Regions from separate parts of the Homo sapiens genome. Here region 1 is linked to region 2. The links are chromatin contacts, found by POLR2A ChIA-PET in ENCODE. All regions are on one chromosome and are shown on one strand. Each heading gives the region's core, a stretch centred on a gene start or an enhancer-like site at or near the end of the contact. The rest is flanking DNA. Distances are from core to core; before and after follow the strand shown.

Evidence for each region. ChIA-PET counts read pairs that join two places held with the same protein, here RNA polymerase II (POLR2A).
Region 1: POLR2A ChIA-PET joins it to region 2 with 11 read pairs in A673. The contact joins the promoter of LINC01404 here to the enhancer-like site in region 2. POLR2A ChIA-PET finds 5 or more read pairs at or near these places in 2 of 52 experiments (A673 and WTC11).

What each region holds. Positions count from the first base shown.
Region 1 is chr12:110,955,990-110,959,647 of GRCh38, reverse strand. LINC01404 (long intergenic non-protein coding RNA 1404) reads left to right here and starts at 1,830. Exons shown (of 4, transcript NR_135002.1): 1 at 1,830-2,078; 2 at 2,168-2,256; 3 at 3,312-3,409. RefSeq lists an enhancer at 1,448-2,647.
Region 2 is chr12:110,916,026-110,918,956 of GRCh38, reverse strand. All of the region lies in intron 2 of MYL2 (myosin light chain 2), which reads left to right. Among named protein-coding and RNA genes, the nearest start is that of MYL2, 3.1 kb to the left of the region's middle. RefSeq lists enhancers at 1-4, 545-1,044, 1,045-1,546. Within about 2 kb of position 1,301, at least 5 of the 41 ENCODE cell types and tissues checked have a DNase peak (open chromatin) inside an H3K27ac peak, as active enhancers do.

The DNA of each region.
Region 1 (3,658 bases), core at 581-3,080, 40 kb before region 2:
TCACATATGCGCCATGTCCCCTCTTACTTTTGCCTGGAATGCCCTCCTACCCGCCCAGGCCCACATGTTTTGCCCTTTATCTTCCTAACTCTTATTCACCCTTCAGAGCTAACTTAGTTATCACCTCCTCTAGGAAGGCTTTCTTGATTCCCAATGTTATATAAAGAGAACTCCCCAAGGAAAGGGTTCAACATCTCCTATTTTAGCCCCAGCATCAGAACAGTTCCTGACACAGAGTAGGCACTCAATAGACGTTTGTTGAGTGAATGAATGTTGGTAGACAGAAGAAAATAAGCTGTTGCTTCCAGCAAGTGGCAATTGAGCCTGTGAGCACAGCTGTGTTTGGGGTGAGAGACTGCCCTCTAGGGCAGCCCATACATGCTCTGTTAGAAATGCTTTGAGTGCAAGTAACTGCAAATCCAGCTAATATGGCCAAAAATACAGGTTGTGCCAAACAGTGGCACACAGGGCAAATCTGGCCCTTAGCCCGTTTTTGAAAATGAAGTTTTCTCAGAACATAGTCACATCCATTTGTTAACATATTGTCAAAGGCTGCTGTCACGATATAAATGAAGAGTTTAGTAGTCATGACAGAGACATATGGCTGGCAAAACTTAAAATATCTACTATGTGGCCCAAGGAGTTTCCAGGGTTAGTTTCATAGCTGAACAATACTCAGGACATTGGGATAGTGTCTCTGTTATTCTCTTGGCTTTCTCCTCATGGTCACAAAATGGCTTCCACAGCTCCAGGCATCACATCCTCACATAACTGCTTTTGGAGAAGGAAGTAATTGGAGGCTTAGAGCAGAGAGATCCCCTTATGTTTTCCTCTTATCGGGGAAGAAAAACTTTCCCAGACTGCCCATAAATTGACCTTTATACCTTGCTGGTCAGACTGGGTTACATGCCCATCCTCTAAGCCAGAGGCTGAACCCACCTTCCTTAAATCCCGGAACAAGATTAGAGTCCTTACAGCAAGGAAGAAGAGAAGGGATGTTACATTAGTGAGCAACCACAGTGTCTGCCATAACATTCCCTCCGACTACCTTTCTCTCTCCTCAGTGGCATCTGACTCTCCCTTAGGAAGGGAACTGCCTTAGATCTGGAAAAAGACCTTGCCAAGAGCTCAGGTTCGAATATGAGCTACCTCTTCCCCAGGGTAGGGTACAAAGTAGCACTACTGAAAGGAGAGCTGCTGCATTGTATAATTGAAGGAAAAGAATTTGAAGTTTCAGGGACAAAATCGGAGATCCAGGGTGGAGACTGAGGTGAGGGCACCGGCAAGATAGTGTCCTAGGAGAAAGTCACTGTCCAATCTTGAGTTTTCTGCCCTTTACAAAATCTTGTATAAAGTCTATTAAATTCGTAATAACCGCTAGAACACACTGGTTGCAAACAAGAGAAAAACAAACAAGCTAAACCGTCTTAGGTGAAAAACAAAAACAGAATAAATCTTAAAAAGCACAACTGAATAGTCTGCCAGGAAGAATGGATGAGGGAGTGAGGGAAGCGGGACTGAAAAGATGGGATTTGATTTCTCTTTATTTCTCTGCCCCATTTCCTCCTGAATGGCTCCATTCTCAGGCAATCTTCCTCCGCAGCACACGATGGCTGTCAGCAGCACCTGGAGAAAGATCATTCCTTTTTTTAGACCAGCAAGCAAAGGAGTCTCTTCCCTCAATTTGTAGAAAACATTCATCTTTATTCCGATGAACAAGCTCAGGTCACATGCCCATCCTTGGGCCAATCACTGTAGCCAAGGGGTAGGGATTATCCTGATTGGCTCAGACCTCAGCCACAGGCCCCACCCCTGGAAGAGGATGTCACTTCCCAGAAGCCCTCGGGCCCTTGGGGAGGGACGGGCACTGTTCCCCAGAGCAGTGCAATCAATGCTGGGAAACTGAAGCTGCGAGTGTCCGAGGGACCCTGGGATGTCTCTGGGGTCTGCGTAGGTACCCATGGAGGAGCAGAGATGGTGGATGAAGGAGGCCGTGGAGGAGAAAAGAACACAGGAATTTACCAGAAATTGGCAGGCTGTGGAATTGATGGAGTCCACTTACTGTCCAGGCCTAAGGGGTAAGGAGACGTCTCCTTTCCCCCATGCTGGCATTTGGGTCACATGTGGAATCCGTGGTAAACTGAGGCACCTGTCTTCTCCTTCCCAGGTCCAATAATCCCATCCTTTGCCGAAAGCTTTACTGTGGGACTGGCATCATTTCAAGCATTTAATCCTCGTCCCAACTCTACGAGGAAGGTACTGTTGTTCCCACTTCACAGGGGAGGTGATTGAGGCACAGAAGGGTCAACCAATTCACTCAAGGTCACGCAGCTCCTACACAGTGCAGTTGGGATTCGAACCTGCAATGTGGTTCCCAGTGCAGCCCACCATGACCATTCCACGTGGCCAAAGCCAGCGCGCCTGGAATCCGGGAAGGGAGTTCTTTCTATTGCAGGCCAGAAGTGGGGTACATCCCACTTGCCTTGAGGGCCCCTAGTGCTTGTCAGGAGGCGACAGACCGAGGTGCTATCCTCTCTGGGGCAACTGAACTGCCACCAGAAAAATGACCCATAAACTCGAGATGGAGCCCGCTTTCCCTCTGTGGATTCCACCCTCCATTACGTCTCTCCCTCAATTAATTAATAAAGCCCCGCGCCTCTCTGCCTGGCTGCTTCCTTCCCTCACTCTACCTCCCCATCTCCACTGAGATCCCGGGAAAAAAATCCCTCCCCATGGCCCAGCCTGCTATTGTCTCTCGGTCCCTACAGTTGCTCCTCATAGGGAGGCTGTTGGAGAGAGAGAGAACACGGAAGGCTCCGGGTGGATTTGTGCAGCCCTTAAAACGGGGCTCTGCTTCATCGAATCTCAGTTTTGTGAAGCTCTCCTGCTGAGCCCGGCCTCTGCTCCAGATTCATCCGTATGGGCAGACCTCCTAAAGACAGGTTCAGTCCAAGGACAGGTTCGAGGTCGAAGATGGGGTTCAGAGCTCTCTCTGAGGGCCCATGCTCTCTAGTTTCCTATTTGCAGGCACACCTTTTATGAACAGCTTGGTTCTGGGCTAAAAATGCGTGGGAAAGAGCTGAGGCCCTAAATTCAGGCAGACCTGGCTTCAAGTGCTAGCCCAACAATAACTGGCCTGGTGACTTGAACTTCTGTGGGTCTCATTTTCCTGTCCTGTAAAATGGGGATAGTAGCAGAAATTGTATATTTGGAAGTTAAATGACAGAACATGCAAATCTCTTAGCACAGAGCCTGACACAATGAAAGTAATTCATTTTTTTAAAATAGCTTTTTTTTTTTTTTTGAGACAGGGTCTCGCTTTGTCACCCAGGCTGGAGTGCAATGGTGCAATCACAGCATACTGCAGCCTCAACCTCCCAGGCTCAAGCAATCCTCCCACCTCAGCTTCGTGAGTAGCAGGGACTACAGGGGTGTGCTATCATACCTGTCTAATTTTTTGTATTTTTTTTTGTAGAGACAGGGTTTCACCATGTTTCCCATGGCTGGTCTTAAACTACTGGTCTCAAGCAGCCCACCCATCTCAGCAACCCAAAGTGCTGAAATTACAGGCATGAACCACTGCGCCCAGCCAAAAATTAGCTATTTTATTGTCAGTAGAATCGTTAAAATTATTTTATGCCTTTCCAAGATAGCACGT
Region 2 (2,931 bases), core at 52-2,551:
AATTTTTAAAAGAAACTATTTTTAATATTTTCACTGATTATCAAAGTAAAACATATTCCATGTTGAAAAATGTTGGAAAATTTTTCAGAAAAGCACAGAAAAGGAAATAAAAACTACCTACAATTCTATTACCCAGAGATAATCAGTTCACATTTTAGTATATACCCTTCAAACCATTTTTGTTATCTATGTATATATTTATTAAACAAAATTATAATCTTCTGTGCCCACTGATTACACCTGCATTTTTTTCGTTGAGAAATTCACCATTAACATTTCCTATCATGTATTTAAACCATTTCCTATGGTTAAATATGACATTTGTTTATAATGTTTTACTACTATAAATAACACCTCTTTGCTTGTATCTCTGGTTATTTCTTGGGGGTAAATTCCTAAAAGCAGAACTGCTGGGTCAAAGGAACTTAAAACAACAACAACAAAAGAACTAAAAACAGGCAGAACTGCTGGTCCGAATTGCCCCCCAAAATCACAGCACTAATTCCTATGCCCAGCAGCCTCGTGCCTTTCCCCACATTTCCATCAACGCTGGGTATTAATAGTCACAATTTTTTTTTGCCAGTCTGAGAGGTGAAAAGCAGTATCTTCTGGGTTTTACATTTTACAGTCTTTGATTATTAACCACTAGCCCCATTTGAAACCCCATCGCATTTGATGGCAATGGACCTTATGAAGAGAACCAAAGTACCAATTAGGCCAAACTGCACACGGGCTTGGATGGACAGGCTCAGAATTCATTTTCCAGCCGTTGCGAGGGCTCACACTGACTCATCCACATTCCCACCTGGCTTTCCAGAGGGAACTATGCTAAAATGATGCTAAAGAGACCAGACTGCTTTCTTTTTTTGTGCGTGTGACAGAGTCTCGCTCTGTCACCCAGGCTAGAGTGCAGTGGCACAACCACGGCTCCCTGCAGCATCAACCTCCCAGATTAATCAATCCTCCCACCTCAGCCTCCTGAGTAGCTGGGACCACAGGTACACACCACTGTGCCCAGCTAATTTTTGTGATTTTTGTAAAGATTGAGTCCCCCTGTGTTGCCCAGGCTGGTCTCAAACTCCTGGGCTCGAGCAATTCTCCTGCCTTGACCTCCCAAAGTGCTGGGATTACAGGCATGAGCCACTACACCCTGCCCTAGTGTGCTTTATATCAAAGGGGAAACCATTTGGGGCTTCCAAACAGGAAATGAACAGTCGTACCTTTTGTCCTCACTAACATTCAGATTGCAGGAATGCCGTGTCCCATAGGGAAAGAGAAATTCCTGAGGCAAGTGTCATATCTGAACTTGAGATAGTCACCTTCCAGGCAGAAAGCTACACCCGCCTCTTTTCCCAGCCTCTGGCATCAGCTGCCGGCGGTGTGGGTAAGGGATGCAAAGAACTCAAAACATGTAGCCAGGATTCCCCATTTGGTCTGTTTGTTTGTTTGTTTGTTTGTTTGTTTGTCTGAGTAAATGGGATTACAGGTACTCACCACCATGCCTGGCTAATTTTTTTGTATTTTTACTAGAGACAGGGTTTCACTGTGTTGGCCCGGCTGGTCTCAAACTCCTGGCCTCAAGTGATCCCTCCGCCTCGGCCTCCAAAGTGCTGGGATTACAGGCGTGAGCCACTGCACCTGGCCTAAAGCTATTATTTTTTAAAAAGCTAAAAACTGGTGTCTCATCTGGCCTCTCCACTCCCTAGCCTGCCCTATCTATAAAATGGGACCAGTAATCTATCTCAGCTGACAGTCAGGGAGATTCTCAGAACTTTATAAATGCCCAAGTGTTTTACAAATGAGGAATCACGGGCCAGGCACAGTGGCTCACACCTGCAATCACAGCACTTTGGGAGGCTAAGGTGGGCAGATCACTTGAGGTCAGGAGGTTGAGACCAGCCTGGCCAACGTGGTGAAACCCTGACTCTACTAAAGAAAAATAAGCTGGGCATTGGTGATGCGCGTCTATACTCCCAGCTACTCGGGAGGCTGAGGCAGGAGAATCGCTTGAACCCGGGAGGCGGAGGTTACAGTGAGCCGAGATTGCACCACTGCACTGCGGCCTGGGTGACATAGCAAGACTCTTTCTCAAAAATAAATAAATAAATAAATAAATAGCTTTATAGAGTTATAATTTGCATACCATAAAATTCACCCTTGAAGTGTGCAGTTTTGTGGTTTGCAGTATACTCACAAAGTTGTGCAACCATCACCACTATCTAATTTCAGAATATTTCCATCACCCCCGAAAGAAACCCCATACCCATTAGCAGTCACTTCCTGCTCCTCCCTCTCCCACCAGCCCCTGGCAACTGCTAATCCATTTTCTGTCTCCATGAATTTCCTGTTCTGGACATTTCATAGAAATTGAATCATACAATATGTGGTATTTGTGTCTGGCTTCTTTCACTGATGTTTTAAGGCTCATCCATGTTGTAACCTTTGTAGGAATTTCCCTCCTTTTTATGGCTGAATAATATTCCATTGTATGGACAGACCACATTTGGTTTATCCATTCATCAGTTGATGGACATGTAGGTTATTTTCAGTTTTGGGCTACTGTGAACGATGCTGCTATACACATTTGTGTTCAGGTTTTTTTGTTTTTGTTTTTGTTTTCCGAGATGGAGTCTTGCTCTGTCATCCAGGTTGGAATGCAGTGGCATGATCTCAGCTCACTGCAAGCTCTGCCTCCTGGGTTCAAGCAATTCTCCTACCTCGGCCTCCCAAGTAGCTAGGATTACAGGCATGCGCCACCACGCCTGGCTAATTTTTGTATTTTTAATAGAGACGGAGTTTCACCATGTTGGCCAGGCTGGTCTTGAATTCCTGACCTCAAGTAACCCACGGGCCTAGGCCTCCCAAAGTGCTGGGATTACAGGCGTGAGCCACTGTGCCCAGCCTTGTGTACAGGCTTTTATGTGGACATGT